Linked DNA regions of Mus musculus: regions 2, 3, 4, 5 and 6 are each linked to region 1. A link is a loop called in an ENCODE intact Hi-C map of the cell type or tissue named here. Cell type or tissue: heart. All regions are shown on one strand.

Region 1 (4,000 bases):
TTCTTTTCCACCAATGGGCATTTGTGCCTGCAGTTTGAATTTTTGCTGGTTCACAGTATTTCTTTCATCTTTTTGGAGTGGAAATGGGGCCTGCATGGGGTACCTCAGTTTGTACTGAGGGGGTCTCTGGCAGACCAGCTGAGATAAGGTACACAATTTGGGGACACAAGAGGCTAGAGGGAGGCTGGAAGTAATGTCAGAAAAATATTTTCTTAAGTGACGTTTCCTAGCAGTATTGTATGCACATAGAACAATTGTTACTTATTCATAATCTGCACAAATAACTTCGTTATATCATTCTCTGATGTATGCTGATATGTCTATGTTGTCTTCCATCTATATCTGATATCTATGTATTAATCTATCTAAAGGTGTTTTTTAAACCAGTCTGGCTTTGAAGACTTCACTCTCCTGCCTCAGCCTTTGGAAGGCTGGGGTTATAGGAATGTGACCTGTTTTAAAGTTAGTATGTCTCTCTGGTGAAACTTACTCCACACACTTAGATTAATAAAGGAGAGAGCTCTTTAATAATACCATAAATCTGGCTCTGGATACTGCTCAAAGAGGAGCTAGTTGTGAACAGATTTTTTACTAACTTACACTCATTTTCGGCTTATACATGCCACATAAGCTATTATTCTGAAATCTCTTTCAGGTTCCAGATGCAGGTTACTCTTGGAACAATTTTAATACAGACAGGAGACTGAAAGTCTAGTCACTCAGGCAGATACAAGAGGTACACAGCGAAGATAGTCAGAATTATTTCTAAGCATATACACCAGTGTTGTTCTTTTCAAATAGTTGTTATTCAGGGTCCTCTTGCCTACCTACCAGCAGAGTTAGGCTTTTCCTCACAAGGGCACAGGGGATTTAATGGCAAACTAGGACTTAATGATAGGTGTGACTTGGGGCTCAGCCATTGAGCTGCCCCTTAGAGGCTTTTTTTTTTTTTTTTTTTTTAATAAGGTGGATAGGCTTAATGGCTGGTTGTAAGTTAGGGTTGTCTCCTTTTGTTGTGGAAATGGAGTCTAATTGGAGGTCAATCTTAGTGCACTAACGTTAACAGAAACTTTCTCAGCAACCCAAAACTTCAATGTTGGCACAAAAATGTCTTTCCTAGAGTTTGTAATAAGCCTGGTAATTCTCTTCCAATCATATCGCAGGCTCGCTTCCTAGTGACTCCTTTGTAGCATCAATATTACTCGTTTCTCTTGCATCAACCCCGCACCTGCTTCTGATATTTTCAATTCAATAAGAAGCAAGGGAACTTGGGAACAAACACATAGGTGGTTTTGGCTTGGTTTATCAGGTGTGAATGATCCAATTAATTAAGTATAGCCCAAATGGGGCCAAGCCAGGCAACCTGGGCTCTATCTTTTGAAGGAGAGAACCAACTTTTACTCAGCTACTAGGACCAAGCCTCCAACCATCACCTGCCAGACAAACGCCCTATCACTGAACTACTTTCAAAGCCCAACAAGTAAATCCCATAAATTATTACTTGATACAGTGTCTTGCTGTAAAGATTGGCCTTTCTCCTGACAGAAGAGAATACATATTGGGGGAATTCTCTCGCTATGTATGCCCTTGGAAATTAAACTCAGGTCCTCATATTTGGCGACCAGGGCCGTAATCTGCTGAACCACCTCCGGGTCCCTATTCTCTATCTATAAACGCTACTCACTAAAATGAAATATCCCTATAGGCTATATGTAATTGATTCGACCGCAGACGCCATATAAGCCAGCCAAAACCATACGAAAGGATTCCTGGGCAGCCATTCCGCACAGGCGGGTCTCGCTAACACTGGGGGTCCCTTTCCCAGAATCCTCATGGTCTCCTTCCGACAATCCAAACAACAGGTCTCCTCAGGCAGCGGGCGTCACCGGAGTTTGGGAGGTGAGGTGCTAGGACCGCCCCTCGCAGTCTCCCCAGGGGAGCCCTTCCGCTCTTCCCTGAGGCAGCGTTCTTCCTCAGAGTCCGTCGACCCGCCCATCCACTTCCCGTGAACTCCCCAGGGAGCCGGGGAGCGCGCCTTTGCGTGATTGGCCGTTCTGTGTGTCAATCCAGAGCTCGGCGCCCACAATTGGCTGGCTTGCCTCACGGTCGAGTCACGCCGCTGGAGCGGATTAGGGCGGAGCGGCAGGCGCGCGGTGCTGTCCCGCTGTGGGTCGCCGGCGGTTTTTCGCGTTGGTTTTGCACTGCGTCTGTGATGGCGGCGGCGGCTGAGGAGGGCATGAGTGCGGCCGCTCTAGTTATGTCAGTTCCCGACAGCATTGGCCGTTCTCCCGAGTCCGAAGGAGTTGGAGCAGGGGACGAAGAGAAGGACGCAGCCACCAAAGGAACGGTGGCCGTTGGGGACAGCGAGGAGGATGGGGAGGACGTTTTCGAGGTGGAGAGGATCCTGGACATGAAGTGCGAGGGAGTATGTGGGGGCTGAGCGGCCGGACAGGGAGTCTCCGGGGCGGGGACGGCGGGTTGGGAGAATCCGAGTGGGACGCCGAACAGCCTGGAACAGCTTGGGAGGACGGTGGCGGTCCGTAGGCGCAGACTGACATCCTGGAGAGGACCCTGGCCGCAGTCGGTGGAGGATGGATGCTTAGGGAAGTTCTAAGTGTTGTTTTGGCAGAAGAGACGAAGCGGTGACATGGAATGTTGAGAATCGTAGGATGCAAGGCAGCTGGTGGGAGACTTCTGTGGCCTTCAGCATTCGGGTATACGGTTAGGGCCATGGCTTTCCGTTAGGAAAGACTGGAGGATTCTCTACACCGTTGTCCCAATGTTTTCTAAAAGTAGAAAATGCTCCTTGGCTTAAATTCAGGAAATCCCATTCACACCGAGTGCCCGGGACAGTAAAGGTTTCCCAACCCAAAGTGTCCCTTTTCTGCGCGTTTTATGAGTGTAACTCAAGAGATTTAGAGTAAGCTTGAAAGGACAATCTTCGCACATCGTGCTTGAACACTTAACATCCTCCTTGCTGCGAATGTCGTCCCCGGGAGAAATTCTTAGTCTGTATTTCCAAGGCTTGGGATCCATCTGTTTGTGATACCTTTTCTCCCCTCTCTTCCCTTACCCGAGCTCTGCAGAAAAAGGTGCTTTCTCAGTTCTGTCCTTACTCTCTTACCTCTATTTAAGTCATTGTCTTTTATCTCTGTATTTGTCTTTTCTGCTCTAGATTGTGGGCTCCTTTAATCAGGGGATGTGGTTTATAATAATGCTTGAATCACGGACACTTAGTCCAGTAACAGCAAAGGCTGATTTTGTTGTTGCCGTTATCTGATACCGTGTACTGGACCCAGGGTTTCATGAATGCAAGGCAAGAGCTTTACCACAGAGATCTATCTCACGGCTGTGGGATTATTGAATGAGTAAACGAAATGGGAATTTGGAGAAAGGAGAAGATAAGGGCTGTAGATAGGAATCGTGCCTATACGATGGTTTTGTTTCTGTTGTATTTTCTGTCATTTGTTATCTGCCATATGCCAACTTTCATCTTAATTTTTAATCCATTGACAAACTTTTTTTTTTAATGGACTGCTGTTTACCCTGTGCCATGTTGGCTTGATGGTAGACATTTCTTTAAAGTGGTGCTTTTCTCTGAGAACTCCTGTTTTGTTTTGTTTTGTTTTTGAGACAAGATTTCTCTGTTTAGACCAGGCTGGCCTTAAAACTCAAAAATGTGCCTGCATCTGCCTCCTGGATGCTGGGATTAAAGACCACCACTGCCTGGCCTGATGGTAGAGATTTTTTTTTTCTTTTTAAAGACGAAATTCTAGCCTATATTGTTATTTTTATGTATATGGTTGTTCAGCCTTATGTCTGTCTGTGCCACATTTGTGAGCCGAGAAGAGAGCATTTGTTCTCCTGGAACTGAAATTGCAAATAGTTGTGAGCTGCCACATGGGTACTGGGAATGGATCCTAAATTACTCTTAGCCACAGAGACAATGGCTCCAGGCTCCCTCTGCATCTGCATACCCCACTTGGTCACTCCCTGCTTT
Region 2 (4,000 bases), 92 kb before region 1:
ACCCCCATTGATAAGCTGTGCCAAAACCATGAGTGGCATCATCCCATGGGCTAAGGACCTGAATGGAATTAAAGGGAAAGCAGACAATACTCATCATTTCACTTATTACCCTCTGACTGTGGGCAAGATGCGATCAGACACCTCCTGCTCCTGCAGTCAGACCTTCCCTGCCATGAAAGACTGTACACCCTAGGACTGTAAGCCAGCACACCCTCTCCTTCCAAAAGCTGCTTCTATCAGAGCAATAAGACAAGAAACTAGTAGTACAGTAAAAATGTCTCCTTTTCTGCTTTGCTTTTTAAGAACTCACTAAAGATCTTTGACTTCTGATCCTCCTGTCTGTACCTCCAGTCTGTAGGGACTACACACATATACCACCAACCCTGTTTTTAATACAGTATTAGGGACTGAACCCAGGGCTTCACACAGCACTTTAACCTGCTGAAGCATATCCTCAGTCCAGTAAAGACGTTTCTAGGGAGGGGGAGGTGGCTCAGTCCCTAGAGTGCTTGCCTGGTAAGCATAAAGACCGGAGTGTAACACACCCCCCCACCATTTTAAAAAGGAAAAAGCTGGAAGCTGGCTAGGTGGCTCAGTGGGTAAAGTATTTGCCCTACAAGCCTGATGACATGAGTCCTATACCCAGTCATGTCAAAGAAGAAGAGAAATCATAAGCACACATATGTGTATGCATGCAAACAAATATAGTATATTATATATACTATATATAAAGCCATATAATATACATATAAAGCCACACATAATGGTATGTGCTTGTAACCCCAGTGCTGGGAGGAAGAGACTGGTAGATCCTTAGTGCTCACTGGCTACCTAGCCTAGTACACATAATAAGTTCCAGATCATTTGGCACCTGAGGACAGCACCCAATAAATCATGTCACCAAAATTCACCTTTTACATTCAATTCTCTAGTCTAGACCTTATAGTCTCGTTTCATTCATCATATTCTGAAATTATTAATGGAATTATTTCTAAATCAGTCCCTACTCAGTACATTTCTGATTCTAGCGCCCAGGGCCCACACATGTGAAGCAAATAACCAGCTGAGCTGTCTAGCCCTAGACCCATCGTTTGAGCGTCTCCAATTAGTGATGGATGCTATTGTGCGCTTCAAACTCAGAAGTTCTCATTTTCTTCCACTGTTGCTGCTGAAAATCGAACCCAGGGGCCCACAAATGTTAGCCAAGCTTTCTACCAATGACCTAGCTCTTCAGTCCTAAATTCTCTCTGATGCCCCTTTGGGAAATTTGTTTCTTACCTGCCCTGGGATTCCAGCACCCTATTTAACCCCAATCCGTAATCATTTCTCTGTCAAAAGTCCCCATCCATCAAGTCTCCCAGATTCGAATTTTGGGTTTACTCCTACTGGCAATTTACACTCTGAAAAAGAAAGTGAAAGTCCTGAACGCTAGGCTGATCTGGAAAGCTGAGGCCACGCCTTCTCCCCAGCTGGACAGTCGCAGGACATCCCTCTAAGGGGCGTAGGTCCGGTGTTCAGGAGCCGCAGCCACGGTCCCGCCCCGCCGCGCCCCACCTAACCCGGCTGCGCCTGGAGCGGAAGCACCAAGGCTGGAACGCTGGCTGCGGAGCACGGAGGAGGGGACCATCCGACACCAGGAAGGGCCAGGCGGGATCTCCGAGCAGGTGCGTGGGTACCCCAGGAGGCTGTCTGACAGCCCGAGGGTCCCCGGTAGTCTCTGGTGGTCTTGACCTTCTGAGGCCTGGCTCAGGGTCAGCGGCCCTAGGAGGGGAGTGCCAGGGGAGGGGAGGTCAATGTTGACTGCGCCATCAGACCCACTGCTGTTTTGGGAAAATAACTGCAACAGAACGCAACATTTCTTTACTTTCTGAAAGTTGAGGAAACTTTTGGTAGAAGAAAATAACTCATTGAGGTCTGGAGTTGAAATTTAGCCGAATCTGACTAAGCTCCGGGTCCTATTAAGACAAAAAATAAGTAAAAAAGATGGGGTGAGTTAATTTGCAGTTTTAGCCAAGACTGGGAATAGAGAAATTCTTAGTCTGTCTAGGCCTTACCTATGGCAGTTACAATTTATGTTAATGAAAAAGGGGAAGGCCAGGAAATCCGCCCCACGTAGATTTGTCCTTAGGTTGGATTTATGCCTCTGTCCTACTAAAGGTACTTCCGGTGCTATGGCTATTCTTGGTTGTTAAATTGACGCACCTGGAAAAAAATGAACCTCAATTGAGAAATCGCCTCCGTCAAATTGACCTCTGGGGTGTGTCTGCAGAGCATTTTCTTGATTGCTAACTGAAGGAAGAGAGCTTAGCCCACTGTAGGCACCGCTTCTGGGCAGGTGGTCCTGGATTGTATGAGGTGAGCAGAAACAGAAAGCAAGCCAGTAAACTGCGTTCTTCCTTGACCACTAATTAATCTACTCACTTTACATGCCAATCACAGCCTTTAATCCAGTCAGTTCCTTAAATTGTGCTACTGTTATGAATAGTAAGTAAAAATATCTGTGTTTCCTATAGTCTTAAACCCACTGTCAAAGGGGTCAAGATTGAGAACCACCGGCTTCCACGTTCCTGTCAGGGGTTCATGCCCTGACTTTCATGTTTGACTGTAAGCAGTGAGATGAGGTAAGGAAGAGTAACAACAGGATCAAAGCTGGGATCTGTCTCAGGGCAGCCAATAGGAAGACGGCTTGTGATGGGCTCCCCTACGACACGCTGAAAGGAAGAAACGTGGGTGTTCACTCCCTAGCGAGGCAGCCTTCTCTCTCCACTGTGCAGTTTTTTGTTTTGTTTTGTTTTTTCGAGACAGGGCTTCTCTGTATAGTCCTGGCTGCTCAAGAACTTTTTCTATAGACCAGGCTGGCCTCAAGCTCAGAGATCAGCTTGCCTCTGCCTCCTGAGTGCTGGAACCAAAGGCGTGCACCACCACCACCACCACCACCACCACCACCAGGCTCGAGTTTGATATTTAAAAGCTATTGGAAATGACTTTTTTCCCTTCAGGTCTTTTTGACACGTTTGTATTTGGTTCAGTGAAAGGATGCCTATGTTTTGTTTGTTGGTTTTTTTCTGCTACTTTTCTAAAAGTGTTTTTCAAGTCTAAGGATTTTCTGGTAGAAGCCAGTCATGGGGGCACACCCCAGTAATCCTAACACTCTGGAGGCTACAACAGGAGGATCACCATGAGTTTGAGACCTGAGCTTCACAGTGAGCTCTAGGCCAGCAGGTACAGATTGGATCTCAACATTATACCAGGCCGGTGAGGTGTAGTGGTACACACCTTCAAGCCTAAGACTCGGGTGAGAAAGAACTCTGAGATCGAGCCCAACCTGGTCTACATAGCAAGTTCTAGGCTAGCCAAGGCTAAAAAAAATGTAAAGCAAACCAAACAAATTCACTAAAACCCAGCAACACATAGTGTCTGGTGGGGTCTTTAGGATCTTTTGAGGATTGCATCGTGTCATGCAGAAATAGGGGTGAGTTGGCCGTTCCCTTTCCCATGTCTGTTTCTCTTATTTTCTCTCTTACTAGTCCAGTAAGACTTCTAGCACCATATTCAAAAGAGTGGAGAATGGCCACCCTTGTCTCCTTTCTAACTTTAGAGGAAATTCCCCATGTAGTGTGATGTTGGCTACAGGCTTGCCGTATTTAGCTCTTAAAACATTGAGGTATGCATTTCTTCTGTCTCTAGTTCTGCAGGGGCTTTGTCATGAAGGATGTTGGACTTTGCCAAAGGCCTTTAATGTGTCTACAGATGTGGTCATGTGATTTTTGTCATTACATCTCTTCAGCCCTTGTACTATATTCATAGGTGTGGATGTGTTGAGCCAATCTTACATTCCTGAGATGAAACTAACTTTATCACAGTGTTCTTGAAATGGATTTACAATATTCTTTAGAAATTTAGTGGTTGTTGGAGAATTTGGGCTGTTGTGTCCTCTCTGGTTTGCTGTGCTGTGGCTTTGTAGGATAAGTGTGGTAGTGTCCCTTCCCTTTCTACTTTG
Region 3 (4,000 bases), 130 kb after region 1:
TAGGCCATTGTTAATGACACTGTTTTGCAAGAAAAGCCCTAAAGAGGAAAACAAAGCTCACGTATCCCTAAGAATTTAACAGATGATAAAATTAACATCAGAAATCAGAAACAAAAACAAACAAACAAACAAACCCAAAAAACTATCAAATGCATGATCAGGACCATAGATGGCCATCAGAAAATTTGCTTCTTCTTTAGGAAAACGTCAAATGACCAATGAAGCTGGTATAGCTCGAGTGCTTGGAGGCCCAGGGAGCTGTAGTAGTGGTCATGGCCGTGGTGCTCTTAGAGGTAGGACAGGAACAAGCTGGACTACCTGGTCAAGGACATGAAGACCAAGTCCCTGGAAGAGACCTGCCTGTTTGTTCTCCCTGCCCATTAGGAAGTCTGAAGTTGACTTTTTACTTAAGGATGAGGCTCTAAAGACCATGCCAGTGCAGAGAGCAGACGAGGGCTGAGCATCGGTCCAGGTAAAGGCTTTTGGGGACTACAATGGTCACATTGGTCTTGGTGTTAGGTGCTCTAAGGAGGTAGCCACTGCCATCCAAAAGGCCACCATCATCTCGGCCAAGCTTTCCACTCTCCCAGTGTGGAGAGGCTACTGGAGAAACAAGACTGACAAGCGCCACAGTTCTATGCAAGGTAACAGGTGACTGTGCCTCTGTGTTGGTACATCTCTTCCCTGTCTCCACGGACACTTGTATTGTGCCTGCTCCTGTGCCCAAGAAGCTATTGCTGGTGGCCAGCCAGTACTGATTACTGTTACCATCAGTCAGGGGTTGCCCTGCCACCCTTGGCAATTGTGTTGAGGCCACCCTAACACCTACAGCTACTTGGCCCCTAGCCTCTGGAAAGAGACTGTCATCACTAAGTCTCCTTTTCAGGAATTCAGTGACAAACTTGTGAAAACCCACAAGAGAATCTTCATCCAGAAGACCCAAGCTCCAGTTGTAGCTACCACAAGTTTTTTCTTTGTTTTTTGAGATATGTAGCCCCAGTTGTCCTGAAACTTGCTCTGCACACCAGGCTGGCTTTGAATTCAGAGATCCACCTGCCCCTGCCTCCTGAGTGCCATCATTCTCAGTTTCATATAAGTAAGGGCTTTTACACAAGAAAACAAAAATAAATCAAGTCTGAAGAAATTTTTTTTTAGATTCATACTTTCTCAAATTTCACACATAGAGTATACTTTCACAAGAAAAATTAACAACACTGAAAAGTTAACTATATATACATACATATATATATGTATACACACATATACATACCACATTTTAATTCTTATATTTATACTAATAACTATATATTCTTTATAATTCTCATAACAAAACTAAAACATTTACACATTAAGTTGGAAACAGAAATATAAAATCAATAAAACACAAATTACTTCTATTTACCACAACAAATAACTGTTTTGCACAAAAAATGTTTTAAAGAAATAAAACTCAATTTGGTTTAATAACAAACAGCTGTTGCTTCTTAAGCTGTTTGAATGCACTTTCTTCTTTTTTTCCTTCTTTTTGGTTTTTCAAGACAGGGTTTGTGTATACCTTGGCTCTCCTGGAACTTGCTCTGCAGACCAGGCTGGCCTAGAGCTCACAGATATCCAACTCTCTGTGTCTGAGTGCTGAGATTAAAGGTGCACACCGCCACCATGTGGCCTGAATGCATTTTCTTTAGCTTGTTACATATGCATCTTGCCACCTCTTGCTCTTAGGCCATTAAGTGCAAGTTCTCCAACAACATTTTACAAGGTGGAAACCCTAACAGTGACAAAGCTCAAACTGCCTTTGCTAAAGTCTGCAAGAATGACTACACTCTCGAAAATTGCTTTTAGGTTTAGAACAGGAGCATTTTTTACTATTTGTTTGCTGTTAGACATATTGCTAATGAGCTCCTGTAAGGTCCTCTTACACAGTGTATGTCTGGGTACTGCAGACACTGCCATAAGTAGAGCAGACAGGACATTATGTGTACAGTAGCTGCACACAATCTTCCCCACCTTCTGTAGCTTCATTGGTTTTATTTTCCAAGTCAGACTTTAATTTTGAATACTTAACACTATTGTTGATGTGCATTTCACTTTCGTCATGTTTACTAAGAAGATGTGACAAATGATGCCAATCTTTGCACCCATTCTCATTTCTCAGTTGGTTTTTTCCTTCCCCAAAGAGTCTGCAATACAGGCAAAACACAGAGTCTTTCGAGGCTGAGTAGAGCAGCCAGGGTCTGGTGCCCTTTTCACCATTTGGAAGAATTCGGGTATAATACGTTTCTGAAAACTTCTTGCCTGCACTATCTTTTGGAAAATTAAAATTTCTTATTTGAGGTGGATTGTTTTTGACAAGAAATTCACGTTGTTTCATATTCAAAATTCGGGGCCATGAACCTGGATCCAAAGAAGGTAAAATGGACATATCCAATTCCTCTGAATTTTTGTCTCCTAGTTGCTCTTTAAATGTATCAGATATTACTGCCACAGAACAAGGTAAATTCACATTTTGTTCCTCTGATGATGTATCTAGGCTACAGTCTGCTGCGACTTTTATTATCTCTGAAGACTTTTCCTTTTTTTCGGGTATGTCTCCTGTGTTTCCTGAAAGTGTACCTGATGATTCACGTAATCGTTTTTCATTTTCTTCTCTGATAGCATTCCTTTTTCTATTTTGTAAAAGCAGTAGTTTTGATTTTGCTTCCATTATCTGTAAGGAAATACATTATAATTCATTGGCATTTTAAAAGTTGAAATAAAGACATAAGAGCAGGCAACGGTTCGCTATTAGCCAGCAAAGACATAAAGCATCCCACGGCATGCACTTGGTGTACGTATACACATGCAGTGAAGCACTCCTAATCAGGATGGCTACAACTGAGAGACAGTGACAAATGAAAACATGATGTGACTCAGGCAAAATTAGAACATCACTAAGGGCTTGGTGGGACTGTAACATGTTGACTCATGTCAGTTTAACACAAGCTGAAGTTATCTAAGAAGAAGGAATCTCAGTGAAGAAAATGTCTCCAAAGCAGAGAGGTGTAGCACACATCTTTAATCCTAGTTCTTGGGAGGCAGAGGCAGGCAGATGTGAGTTCCAGACTAGCTGTGAGTTCCAAGATAGTCATGGAAACTTTTAGTAAAAGCCTAGTTTCTAAAACAAATAAAAACAAAAACTTTTTTCAAGGCAGGGTGTCACTATGTACTCCCGACAGTCCTGAATCCCACTATGTAAGATCAGGCTGGCCTGATCTGCTTGCCTCTGGACACTGCCATGCCCAGCTATTTACACCCCCACACACACACACCCCAACCCCCCGAGACAGGGTTTCTCTGTGTAGCCCTGGCTGTCCTGGAACTCTCTCTGTAGACCAGACTGGCCTCAAACTCAGAAATCCACCTGCCTCTGCCTCCCGAGTGCTGGGATTAAAGGCTTGCACCACCACACCTGGCTATTATTTTTACATATGTGTTTATGTATGGGACATGCACATGTGCACATAAGTATATGAATGCATGCACTCTTGAGCATGTTTAGTTTTAGAATGACATTAGGTGTCCTAGGCCAAACACATGGTTACAAAGGCAGCCCTAGTTAAACTCAGTTCATTACAAAACAAAAGACAGTGTGGCAGTTTGAATGAGATCTCCAAAAAGGCTTTGAGGTTTCAATATTCCTACCATTTCCTTGCCTACTGCTACAGCTGCTTCCACCTCACACTCTGGAATAGGGAACCCCAAATAAACCCTTTCTTCTATAAATTGCCTTAGTCATAATATTTTATCACAACAACAGACAAGTAAGTAATAAAACAAACATGAACATAGAGAAGGGATATGGAGGGGTGAGGAAAGTTGACAAAGTAGAAATAAGGGCAAGGAATGAGCATAATAAAAAGAAAATATATGACCGGGCAGTGGTGGTGCATGCCTTTAATCCCAGCACTTGGGAGGCAGAGGCAGGCGGATTTCTGAGTTCGAGGACAGCCTGGTCTACAGA
Region 4 (4,000 bases), 150 kb after region 1:
CGCTCGCAGCACAGAAAGGAAAACACTCTTCGACCTCCGGCCGCTGCCGCCCGCACCCGGAGGCTCTCGCGCTCCCCGCCCCGCGGCCGCCTCACCCAGCCAGCCCTGCCGCGCCCGCGCTCCCTCACCCCTCCGGCCGCACGCGAAGCCGCCCTGGACATCAGCGCGGCCCCCAGCGCACCCTCAGGCCCCGACGCAGCAGCCGCGACACCGGCCGCCGCGGGCTGTTAAGCCCGGCTCGGTGGGAGGCTCCCGACGCTGCCCTCACCCATCTCCGCCTCCCCAGTCGCCCCCGCCTCCGCCTCCTCCTCCCGAGGCTGCGCTGCTCCCAGCCACCCCCACTCTCCGCGGCCCTCGACAGGAAAGACGGCGGGGAGAAGCCTCACCGGGTTCTGGCTGCAGCTCCGCGGAACGAACCTCCCCTCCCCCGGCCCACCCCCCTTCGGCGACACGCACAACTCCGCTCGGTCCAGTCCCGGCTTTAGCGCTGGTGAGGAGGAGGCAGAGGAGGCGGTGGCACGGCGGGGCCCGGGGAGGCCCCGCCCTCCGCACGCTCATTGGCTGATGGCGTGGGCGGCACGGAATGCCTCGGGCAGGCTCCATTGGCCCAGTCGGCCTTCTTTCAGGACCCTCCTCGGTGAGGTAGTCACGGCGGCTGTCCGTCAGACCTGGGCCACGCCCTCGGGCCTGCCGGCCCCCCCCCCCCCCCCCCCCGCCGCCAGCCCCGGGCTGGGCCGGCCCTCCCTCTCTTCCGCCCTCCCTCCGTGCCCCCGCCCCGCCCCCACTCGCGGGGTCTGCCCGGGTCAGGAGCCCGAGTGGCGCTGCCCGCAGTTCGGCTCGCGCTTCGGCCCTGGGGGCGGGCGATATTCGTCGAGGCTTCCGGTGGGCCCGGGATCGGGACACTGGGTCTCGGCCTCCAGACGGTCGCCACGGCCCTTTGCGACTCTGCTCGAGGAGAGACGCGGCCTCGATGTCCCGGCGTCCTCCCTGTCCAGGCCCCCAAGACCCCGGCGACTGGCGAGCCCGGCAATGCCTGCGGCGGACCGAGGGGGCGAGCCCGGCCGCGGCCGCAAGGGGACTGGTGCGCTGGCGGCCGTGCAGGCGCTTCCACCTTGCCTGGCCCGTGGGAAGGGTGTCCCACCTCCGCCATGGCTGCGGCGGGAGGAGACGTCGGCCTCCATTTTGTGGGATCTGTTGGGAGAACTTGGGGCCCATCAGAACCGAACCCGTGGGGACGAGAAACTTGGCCCGGAACGAGTCCGATCGCGCTCTACCATAGGCCTTGTCCTCGGCCGCCAAGAGTTTGCGCGCCGAGATTGCGGCGGGGCCACAGGACAGTGGTGACCCCAGACTGCCGCCGGGCAAGATGGAGCCCCGGGCTCCCTTAGCGGGCTCGCGCCCCTGGGACCTGGGCTGTCTGGCCTTGGCCGTCGGTGCCTGGCCGAGCACGCGCTCTCCGGCCTGCCCGGCGCCTGTCCTCCACGTTTGCCGGGCCTCGGGCCATCGCGTGCCCTTCGCTTCATCCTGGCTCCGTGGGCAGTGACCCTCTAATGGGAGTCCCACCGGACGCATTCGGAGCGGAGCCGCTGGAGGGCGGCACGAGGGTCTTTTGTTCCTCGTCTATACCCATGTCTTTGGCAGAAGACTTGGTGCCGGATTTCCAGGACTCCCTGTAACCTAAGAAATGCACCTCGCCCTGGTGTTTGTTAGCGGGATTACAACTGATGCTTTTAGGTTGGATTGAGGTTCTTGTTACATAATATGTGAAAATATATGACTCTTAACTGGACTTGGTGGCGCATGCTTTTAGTTCCAACACTTGCAGGCAGAGGCAGTTGGATATCTGTGAGTTCGAGGCCAGGTTGGTCTACAAAGTGGATTCCTGGACAGTCAGGGCTACACAGAAAAACCCTGAGTTGAAAAACCAAAAGAGCAAAAATATATATGAGTCTCTCTTTTAAGACAATGTCTAGCATAGTCTGGCCTGGAACTCTGTGATCTTTCTTCTGCCTTTGCCTCTCTCTTCCTCTGCCTCTGGAGCATTGGGATTGTAAGCATGTCACCACTGCTTTCTTGGTTTAGGCTTAGATATGATTTGAAAACAAAATCCCACACCTCATAGCACAGGAATGGAGTGCCAGTATTAAAGGCACAGAAGTAGCAGAATCAGTTCAAAGCTGACCCAGGATACATTAACTGCCTCAAAGAGAAAAAACAAAACAAAACCACAAAAACCAGGCAGCTGAGTGGAAGGCTATTAGATGGCTCAGAGGTTATGAGTGCTTCCTGCTCTTAAAGACTACCAGATTTGTACCTTCGTGGAGCAGTTTCCAACTGCCAGCAACTGCAGTTCCAGGAGATCCAAGCCCTTTTTTGGACAAGCTCTTCTGGCCTACCTACACACATAGATGTACAAATACATTCATGAGCACATATACATATCTCAGAGTTACAGAAACCGGAGTTTTTTTTTTCAATATTTAAAACGCACATCCCCTTTTTTTCTCTTCTGAAGTATGATAAAAGCATGCTCATTGGATGACAAACATATAACCCTAAGTCATGTTTCTTGTCCGTGGGTTGATTGGTGGGAGAGTTAAGTAAGCTTTTATATTACATAATGCTTTACTCTCTGGACGTTACCAACATCACCAGCATTTTATTTAAGTCTTCAATGGCTGAAAATAAATGTGTTAATCATAGTAACATTTCCACGACTGCTGAAGATGATAACCATCCCCCTTTCTCTTAAGCATTTGGAAATACAAAACTGTAGGTCCACTAAGTTGATTCACAAGGATTCTCTAGGTTTGGAGAGACTAAATGTTTTTAGGCTTGGTAGCTACAGGCCATATGTTTTCTGAAGCCCCATTTCCACAATTCTCTAATATTAGTACTGTTCAAAATTAAAACTTACCTGTTTCCCTTAGTAATGACAAGAATGAACGCTGTCCCTTTAGTGTGCTGCTGTGTTGAGTGTGTCAGTTTGATGCTGCTATGCAAGAGTTCCACATACCATAAATTAGAACTACAGTAGTTTATGTGGCTAGTGCTTTTAGAGGCTAGAATTTCAGTAGGGAGACACATCTGGTAAGGGACTCTGGAAGTATTGCAAGTGCTAGAAAACAAGGGCAGGAACAGAACACTCCAGTAACTCACACTCATAAAGGAGCCACTCCTGCAATAGATACTTAACTCTCAGAATTTCACCATATGTCCACCTAAAATGGTAGAATGCTTAAGACCCAGGTGTCTCTCAATGTGTCAATTCCCTTTGCAATCTCAGCAGCCAATAAGTAATATGGATTTTGGAAGGGACATTCAAAGTATAGAGTTTTGAAATTCTGGAACAAAGTTTACTCATTAATAATTGGTGCTTTCATAAATTTAATGTCAGAATTGTTCGAGCTGAGTCTGGTGGCTCTCCATGGCCAACACTCAGTAGGCAGAGGCAGGCATATTTCTGTGAGTTTGAGGATAACCTAGTCTATGCAGTGAGTCCCAGGCATACCCGAGCTACATAGTGAGACCCTGTCTCATAAAACAAACAAAAATAACAGAACTTTTTCTAAAGTTGTAACGATTCTGTGAGAGTAAACTCCAGAGCAGTGTGATGTAGCGACATCGGACTGAGCTTTGCAGTAGCAGACCTGTACTCAGCATCTGTTCAGAGCTGGGGATGATGACCTAGTGACTGTAACACCAGCACCTGGGACTGTGAAGCAGGAAGACTGTGAATTCAAGGCCTGCCTGGCTTCCATAGATCCTGTGTCAACAAAACAAAACGTTAAAAATGTATAAGTTTTTCAAAATAAGCCCCAGGCATAGTGATACAGCTTGTAACCCATATCTTTGAAGACAGAGGCAGGAAGCTGGAAGACTGAGCCCAAGTCTGCAAAATAATGAGATGTCTCAGAAATAAAATATTTTTCCTCAAGAAAATACTGAAATGTTACAAAAATTAAGAGACTAGTTAAGATAGGGCATACATTTTTTTGAA
Region 5 (4,000 bases), 110 kb after region 1:
TCTTTTTCCCCACCCTTTATCTCCCGGGGTTCACACCCTATCACTAGATAGGAAAGAAAGACTAGAGAGAGGAAGAAAGAGAAATTCCTAAACCTAATTTCTTTCTTCTTTGGTTTCTTCCAACCACTAACAAACCACAGACAACTTCCATGAACAGCCAACACCTACAATCCCCGCCTACAGGGTTCTAGTATTTATATACCCTCGGAGACGATCCCAGAATTCCAAATATCACACAATCCTAGAAACTATCTGCAGCTGGCAAAACTATGCTTTCCTAGAGCAGGAGGCAAATCATAGTCAGCTGCTACAGACAGCCCCATAACCCCACACCTGGGATTTAAAAAGCACATTCTTATGATATTTCTGTATTTTTTACAGAAACCAAAAATCCACTCACTACACATAGTGGACACATACATGCAGGCAAAATATGAACACATATATTTTAAAGTTGATAATACATTTTTTTTCAACTTTTCAAGACATGGTTTCTGTATAGACCTGGCTGTCCTGGAACTCACTCTGTAAACTGGGCTGGCCACGAGCTCATGGAAATCTGTCTGCCTCTGCTAGGACCAAGTGCTAGGACTAAGGGCGTGCACCACTAACACCTGGCAAGATAATACATTTTTTAAAAGTACTTCTAGGGGCTGGAGAGATGGTTCAGCTGTTAAGAGCACTGACTGCTCTGCCAAAGGTCCTGAGTTCAAATCCCAGCAACCATCCTGAATGAGATCTTCCGCCCTTTTCTGGGGTGCCTGAAGACAGCTACAGTGTACTTACATATAATAAATAAACCTTTAAAAGAAAAAGTGCTTCTAGAGGAGTACTGGTTACAACTCTAATCTCAACACTATGAAGGCTGGCTATGCACCCACCCTGTCTCCCTTAAAAAGGGGAGTTGGGAAATCTCTAGAAATACAAACCAGGCAAAATTCATATCAGTTTTAAAGCCATTCTACTATCTACTTATTAAGTCACTGTATATCAATATTTATAATCACACATACTATACAATTATATGTATTTCCAATTGAAACATAGACTTAAGCAATACTTAGAATTTATAAATTTACCTGCTATGCACAGAATTCAGATTATACTGTAAAATTACTTAAGAAGATTAATTTCTGTAAGTTAACTAGTTTCCAATTAACAGGTCTTTTTATTCCTACACAAAAAAACTCTGGGTGCCAGATTTAGAGGAACACATCTTCCGTCATACCCCCATCCTGCTTTTCAGACAGAGTCTCTCTATTTAGTCCTGGCTGTCTTGAAACTTGCTATGCAGTCCAAACTGACCTGGAACTCACAAGAGATCATCCCACCTCTGCCTCCTCAGAGCTAGGATTAAAAGTGTGTGCCACTGGGCTGGAGATGGCTCAGAGGTTAAGAGCACCGACTGCTGCCGGGCGGTGGTGGCGCACCCCTTTAATCCCAGCACCCAGGAGGCAGAGGCAGGTGGATTTCTGAGTTCGAGGCCAGCCTGGTCTACAAAGTGAGTTCCAGGACAGCCAGGGCTACAGAGAAACTCTGTCTTGAAAAACCAAAAAAAAAAAAAAAAAAAAAAAAAGAAGTATGCGACTTGCAATTAACATATCAGGCATAAGCTTGGTGGTGGTAGCGCAGGTGCGCCTTTAATGTCAGAGCTCGGCTGGGACAAGCAGATCTGAGTCTGAGGCCAGCCTAGTTTACAGAGTGAGAGTTCCATGACAGCCAGGGCTATATAGAGAAACCCTGTCTGGAAAAACCAAAAATAAATGAATGAATGAATGAATGAATAGTGCTTCAAGCCGACAAACTAGGCATTTTTTTTTTTTACCTAATTGGATTTTTTTTCTTTACTTAAATTTAAGAGGGTATAGGATAATATTTTAATGCTAGGATAAGTCAAATACACGGTAGCACCCACCCTTGGCCCCAATTACTCTCAGGAGTTTGCAGACCTGGATGGCTTAGCGTAGACAGCACGCAATGCAGAGACAGAAGGCGAATACTTGCTAGGATGCAGAAGAAACCCCGGGCCTTGAGCATGCTAATGCTGGGCCAGGTTCTGCCACAGAGCTACACCACTCGACACATCCCCTTGAAAGCAAAAGGAAGCTGTGGATCATTCTGGTGAGGGAACAAATCCGCTGCTGAAATTCCTCAAGTTCATCCCCAATTCACCTCCGTGACAACAAAATTTGTCGCGCAAGACCGTCCACCCAGACGCCGCTGGTCCTCCTTGACCCCGCCCCCTGCGATAGCAGCGCGCTCCCGAAGTGAGCCCCGGGCGACCGGCGACCAGCAGGACAGAAGCCCTGCGGCGCCCTCACGCCAAACCGCAGCCCCCGCAGCTTTTTTTTGTTGTTGTTGTTGTTTCCTCGCGCCCCGCCGCAGACTCACCAGGCGGATGAAGCCGAAGCCTCGGTCGCGGTTGATGAAGACCTCGCTGGGCTCTCCGTAGCGCTCAAAGAGGCGCTTGAAGTCCTCCTCCGTGATGTCTGTGGGCAGGTTACCCACGAAGAGGCGGCAGCGCTGCGTGTACGTCTTCTCGCCCGGCTTGAGGAAACTCTTGATGTCGATGGTGAAGCCCAATTCCTCGTCCGGGTGCTCCTCGGAAGGTGCGGGTGGCGGCGCCTGCTCGCCGGCCAGCGTCAGCGCCATGGCCGCCGCGGCCACCGGTTCGCTCTCTCCGGCCGCCGACTCCAGGGCGCGAAGACGAGCCGGGTTTTTCTCAATACGTACTTGCTTCAGGTTTCCTCTTAACATCATCTTAGCAAGTTCGCTTGGGATGCTGGATGAGGCCTAGACGTCAAGGTACACACGTCTCCACATGTATCTATGGAAACGAAGCAAGGAAAGCCAGGTAACGGAGGGAAGCCCAGCCTCCCCGCAATCACGCCCGCGGTGGCCGAACGCTCAAAATGGCGCTGCTTCAAACTGCAGTTGGAAGAAGAGACGCGGGCAAGAGTCCCGCCCCTCCACGGCGCGCCTGCGCAAATCCCATACCCGCGAACCGTTTGCTAGCATGGCGCGTGCGCAAACTGTGGCGAGCCTTAGAGTCCACTCCTAGGGACATCGCAACCTAAGATAGTGCAGACTATTGGAGGAGGGGGTTGTTTTGTTTTCTTGCTCTATGCAACTGGAAGAGTATGGACATGTATATCCGAGGCTGACCTTAGCTTTCGACCCTCCGGACTCAGCCCTGGGACACCTAGGTCAGACACTACAAGTGAAGTGTTAGTACCAGTACACTCCATCCTGGCCTAACTATATAACCCTTGACCTGCGTTGCCAGGACAACGACCCTCAATCCCACAATCCACTTGGCTCAGTTCCCACCCTCACTGGTGTGACGTCATTTTCCGTATAAATGGGGGGGGGGAAGGAATTACCACCACCCTTCTCTTTCTCTCACCCCTCTTTCTTTTTCCTTTTCTCTGCCCTTCTACCCGCTTCGCCGCCCCCCTATCCCTACACAATAAACCTCTCCCACGTGGAACCACCTTGGCCTGGTCTGCTGTCTGGTCTATCTGCTCAAAATATATGTAGATTAATATTATCTGATATTAATTAACATATCATGAGGAACAAAGTATATGTGTACAATACGGTGTGAAAATACAATAATTTAGGGAATGTATTTGCCCTTTTAAATATTACGGCAACTATCATTGAATGGAAAAAGAAAAACTTGCATGTTATCGGCACTGGGTAGACAGGGAGGAAGATAGGCAGTTCAAGGTCAGCCTGGGCTACACAGCAAAGTGATATTAATAGAAAAAATGCTTCCTTTCATTTTTCTTGAGACAGGGTTTCTTTGTATAGCCCTAGCTGTCCTGGAACTCAGAGATCCACCCACCTGTGCTGGGATTAAAGGCATGAGCATATTTATACACAGCACTTAATAAAACAAATTTTCGAGGCAATTAAAAACACCTTTTAACAGGTATGGTAGCTTACACCTGTAATCCTAGCTAGCATTTGGGAAGCCAGAAAAAAACTAACAAAA
Region 6 (4,000 bases), 220 kb after region 1:
GGAGGGAGGGAAAGAGGGAGGGAGGGAGGGCCGGCCCAGCCCGCGGGGGGGGGGGGGCCGGTAGGCCCGAGGGCGTGGCCCAGGTCTGACGGACAGCCGCCGTGACTACCTCACCGAGGAGGGTCCTGAAAGAAGGCCGACTGGGCCAATGGAGCCTGCCCGAGGCATTCCGTGCCGCCCACGCCATCAGCCAATGAGCGTGCGGAGGGCGGGGCCTCTCCGGGCCCCGCCGTGCCACCGCCTCCTCTGCCTCCTCCTCACCAGCGCTAAAGCCGGGACTGGACCGAGCGGAGTTGTGCGTGTCGCCGAAGGGGGGTGGGCCGGGGGAGGGGAGGTTCGTTCCGCGGAGCTGCAGCCAGAACCCGGTGAGGCTTCTCCCCGCCGTCTTTCCTGTCGAGGGCCGCGGAGAGTGGGGGTGGCTGGGAGCAGCGCAGCCTCGGGAGGAGGAGGCGGAGGCGGGGGCGACTGGGGAGGCGGAGATGGGTGAGGGCAGCGTCGGGAGCCTCCCACCGAGCCGGGCTTAACAGCCCGCGGCGGCCGGTGTCGCGGCTGCTGCGTCGGGGCCTGAGGGTGCGCTGGGGGCCGCGCTGATGTCCAGGGCGGCTTCGCGTGCGGCCCGAGGGGTGAGGGAGCGCGGGCGCGGCAGGGCTGGCTGGGTGAGGCGGTCGCCGGGGGCGGGGGGCGCGGGGGCCTCGAGGTGCGGGCGGCAGCGGCCGGAGGTCGTGGGGTGTTTTCCTTTCTGTGCTGCGGGCGGCCGGGCGGGCCGGGGAGGGGCCCTTTGGCCCTCCCGCCTGGGGGCTGCACTCCCACCCTGTCTGTCCAACCGAGACCCCAAGTTTTCGATGGCAAGGGGTGCCTTTTGAGTCTTGCGGCGTCCTCTTCGTCGCTGGTCTCCTCCCCGGCGCTGTGCTGCGCGGCTCTTGCTCCTCACGTATTGTTTGGCTGGGTCTCTAATGGCGGACGGGGAGGCAGCGCTGCCGGTCTCGGACTGCAGGGGGGGCAAACCTCGGGCCCAGGGCAACTGCTTGGGGCAAATATGGGCAATATCAGCCCATCGTTGACATAAACTGGTTTTTACCTGTAAATTGGTGCTGAGTTTGACTGGAATAACCGTGGTGGTAATACTTGCGAGGGAGTGCAAGTCCCTTGCTGGCGTCGGGGCAATGTTTGCCCTTCCCCCTCCCTACCCCATAGCAGGCTTGGTGCCCTCAGGTCCCTTTCCCTGCAGATTGAGGCTTACACATGGGCTTTGGCTCCAAATAAAATATTTCACTCCACTTGGGTAGTAAGTAGTAGGCTGTTTTGCGTGGGCTTTGGGGTAATAATAGAAGGGCCAAACCTCCTTGACCCCTTAGTCCCTTCTCTGCCTCCTCCTGGTGAAATCGGCTTGGTGCTCCTACCAGATTGGGTGTTCATCCATTTCTCTCCCCCCCCCCTTTTTTTTTTTCTCTTTTATCCCAGGACCAGAAATTTCGTTCAACCCTATCTGGTGCATCTTTGGCAGAAAGTGAGGAAAACACCATTGTGAGTCCTTTTCTTCTAATTTGCTTATTAACAGAGGACGTGGTTGGATTATAGGGGTTCAGCTATAGGATTTGGCCCTCCTGGTTGTTCTTAAGGGGAGGAGCCTTCTCTTGGGTGGCAGCTGCTGTCGGGGAGAAACTCCAGTGATGCCTGGTGAGGCAGCTGGGAGTGGGCGCTGCTGTTTGCACCGCTGCAGACATCGCTTCTGCTGCTGCAATACCAACCTCAGCAACCAGACGACGGGCTTCTGCAGCTGCTCACGTTACCGGTGGGGAGGAGGGGTGTTGGGAAGGAGGGCATATTTCTGGTGCCCTCTAGAGTTACAGAGTGGGAATTAATGTTATTTGGTTTGAAGTGCATGCAACCATTTTTGACATTTTTCTTGTCATCATGGTTAATGGACCTCTGGTAATGGACAACTATGGAGAGCTGCTTAACTTTTTATGCCTGGTCTGAGTGACAGAATTTGACCATGAAGGTGGACGTGTTTCTAGATCTTTCATGTTCTTTGCATCTGTTGTTTTCATCTTACCAAGTAGATGCTGCTTAGACCTGTGCAGTCCTCTACTTAGTCTTTCATCTCTGGTGTTGACCAGTTCTCTATTATGTCACGCTTTTTATGGATTTCTAAAAATTTTTATAGTGTGTGAGTGCATGGTGTGTTTGTGTTGGTGCACATGCCAGAGCACCAGTGTGTAGGTCAGGACAACTTTTGGAGTTGGTTCTACCCTTCACTGTCTAATTGGTTCAGTGAATCCAAGCCAGGTTGTTAGGCTCATGTAGCAGGCCCCTCTATCCATTCAGCCATCTTGCAGGCCCTATCACTTATTTTGAGATGGCATCTAATGTATCCCAGGTTGACCTTGAACTTTTGTTGCGTAGCCTAGAATGACTTTGAACTTGTGATCCCTCAGTCTCAACTTCCCAAGTGCTATGACTTGTGTCCTCTTGTTATATTTATGTGGTGCTGGGAATCAAACCCAGCTTCCTGCACGCTAGCAAGCACCTCACCAACTATGCTACAGTTCTAGCCCCAAATATTACTCTTGAGCCCAGTACAGCTCCTGTTGTTACTTGTATACTTTTAAAGGTGTGTTATAAGTATAGATGCTTATGGTTACTTTGGATTTATTTATTTTGGTTTTTTGGGACAGGGTTTCTCTGTGTAGCCCTGGCTGTCTTGGAACTCACTCTGTAGACCAGGCTGGCCTCAAACTCAGAAATCTGCCTGCCTCTGCCTCTGGAGTGCTGGGATTAAAGGCGTGCGCCACCACGCCCGGCTTGGATTTATTTTTAATGTGTATGATTGTTTTACCTGTTTGAATGTATGTGTGACATACATGTACTTTGTGGCCAAGGATGTCAGAAAAAGGTATTGGCTGTTGTGAGCCACTATGTGGGTACTGGAAACTGTACTTTATAACTGCTGAGCCATCTCTCCAACCCATTGTTAAACGTTTTAAACTTGTATTAAGTAATTTAATCCACAGGAGAACTTGGTAGTATAGCTAATAATATTTTCCCCTTCTGAACACTGTCTTTACTCTGAATTTGCAGAGGAGGGAGTAGGCGTAGAAGGATCCTGGGAAGGACCCAGTGAAGCAGGTTCTGAACACAAAGCAGTGTGGCGACAGAGCCCACCATCAGCAGCTGGACTGGACTGGATTCTCATGTCGGAGATCTCAAACTTAAACTGAGTCAGAATAACCTTTTCTTGCTTGGAAGTGGAAACATAAAAAGTGCTTGAATCCTGTTCAGTTCTTTTAAAAAAAAAAATAGAAAATGCTAGATGGTGGTGGTGCCCACCTTTAATCCCAGCACTCAGGAGGCAGAAGAATCTGTGAGTTTGAGGCCAGCCTGGTCTGTAGAGTGAGTTCCAGCATAGCCTGGGTGACATAGAGGAACTCTCTGAGGGGTGGGTGAATAGTTAACAGTTGGTATTTATTTATTTACTTATTTATTTAATTTAGACTAGGATTATGGTCCAGACTGGCCTTGAGTTCACTGTGTAGCACATGATGTCTTTGGGGGGGGTCTTCTTTTTTTTTTAAATTTATTTATTATTATATCTAAGTACACTGTAGCTGTCTTCAGATACACCAGAAGAGGGCATCAGATCTCATTACCGGTGGTTGTGAGCCACCTCTCCAGCCTTCTTTGGGGGTATTCTTTTTGCCTCTTTTTCTAGTTGGTGGATTACAGGCATGTGCCACTATGATCTGCTTCATTTAGATTTTTTACCACCTTATTTCAACACCAGTATAGGCTGTTTGTATCAGTATAATTTTTTTCAGTATATGTCTGAAGGAACTTTATTATTATTGGAGATGAGGTTTTACGATATAGTTCTGGAACTCACTTTGTGGACCAAGGTGGCCCAAACTCAGAGAGATACACCTGCCTCAGCCTTCCAAGTCCTGGGCTTGCAGGTGTCCACCTCAGTGCCTAGCTCGACTATAAACCTCGAATGAGTGTG

What was found. A loop is a pair of places that touch in the nucleus more often than their neighbours do. Peaks named below come from ENCODE experiments on the same cell type or tissue, not always from the same donor. Only the 100,000 strongest peaks of a DNase experiment are listed, where the experiment ranks them.
Region 2: a loop joins it to region 1, with 4 times the contacts of the local background. A loop is called at or near these places in 11 of 42 quality-filtered maps.
Region 3: a loop joins it to region 1, with 2.2 times the contacts of the local background. A loop is called at or near these places in 3 of 42 quality-filtered maps.
Region 4: a loop joins it to region 1, with 3 times the contacts of the local background. A loop is called at or near these places in 3 of 42 quality-filtered maps.
Region 5: a loop joins it to region 1, with 8 times the contacts of the local background. A loop is called at or near these places in 8 of 42 quality-filtered maps.
Region 6: a loop joins it to region 1, with 8 times the contacts of the local background. A loop is called at or near these places in 6 of 42 quality-filtered maps.

Annotation. Positions count from the first base shown.
Region 1 is chr14:56,666,140-56,670,139 of GRCm38, forward strand. It overlaps Mphosph8 (M-phase phosphoprotein 8), which reads left to right and starts at 2,109. Exons shown (of 14, transcript NM_023773.2): 1 at 2,109-2,425. The coding sequence starts at 2,213. It also overlaps the pseudogene Gm4032. In heart, no CTCF peak of the experiment used is centred here; a DNase peak (open chromatin) is centred at 2,052; H3K4me3 peaks cover 2,823 bases; H3K27ac peaks cover 1,793 bases.
Region 2 is chr14:56,574,067-56,578,066 of GRCm38, forward strand. It overlaps Parp4 (poly (ADP-ribose) polymerase family, member 4), which reads left to right and starts at 1,553. Exons shown (of 35, transcript NM_001145978.2): 1 at 1,553-1,664. It also overlaps a transcript of Cenpj not described here. In heart, no CTCF peak of the experiment used is centred here; a DNase peak (open chromatin) is centred at 1,525; H3K4me3 peaks cover 1,563 bases; H3K27ac peaks cover 1,072 bases.
Region 3 is chr14:56,791,794-56,795,793 of GRCm38, forward strand. Zmym5 (zinc finger, MYM-type 5) reads right to left here. Exons shown (of 8, transcript NM_001253753.1): 8 at 1-2,707. The coding sequence ends at 1,973. It also overlaps the pseudogene Gm4037. Among named protein-coding and RNA genes, the nearest start is that of Pspc1, 15 kb to the left of the region's middle. In heart, a CTCF peak has its summit at 1,674 (motif pointing left); no DNase peak of the experiment used is centred here.
Region 4 is chr14:56,811,206-56,815,205 of GRCm38, forward strand. Zmym5 (zinc finger, MYM-type 5) reads right to left here and starts at 259. Exons shown (of 8, transcript NM_001253753.1): 1 at 129-259. 2410022M11Rik (RIKEN cDNA 2410022M11 gene) reads left to right here and starts at 784. Exons shown (of 1, transcript NR_152252.1): 1 at 784-2,694. In heart, a CTCF peak has its summit at 1,708; DNase peaks (open chromatin) are centred at 96, 586 and 1,576; H3K4me3 peaks cover 1,912 bases; H3K27ac peaks cover 1,503 bases.
Region 5 is chr14:56,775,400-56,779,399 of GRCm38, forward strand. Pspc1 (paraspeckle protein 1) reads right to left here and starts at 2,919. Exons shown (of 9, transcript NM_025682.4): 1 at 2,392-2,919. The coding sequence starts at 2,760. In heart, a CTCF peak has its summit at 2,284; DNase peaks (open chromatin) are centred at 2,252 and 3,002; H3K4me3 peaks cover 3,875 bases; H3K27ac peaks cover 2,089 bases.
Region 6 is chr14:56,886,334-56,890,333 of GRCm38, forward strand. Zmym2 (zinc finger, MYM-type 2) reads left to right here and starts at 270. Exons shown (of 25, transcript NM_029498.4): 1 at 270-365; 2 at 1,462-1,524. In heart, CTCF peaks have their summits at 1,011, 1,836 (motif pointing left) and 3,633 (motif pointing right); DNase peaks (open chromatin) are centred at 78, 808 and 1,718; H3K4me3 peaks cover 2,158 bases; H3K27ac peaks cover 1,328 bases.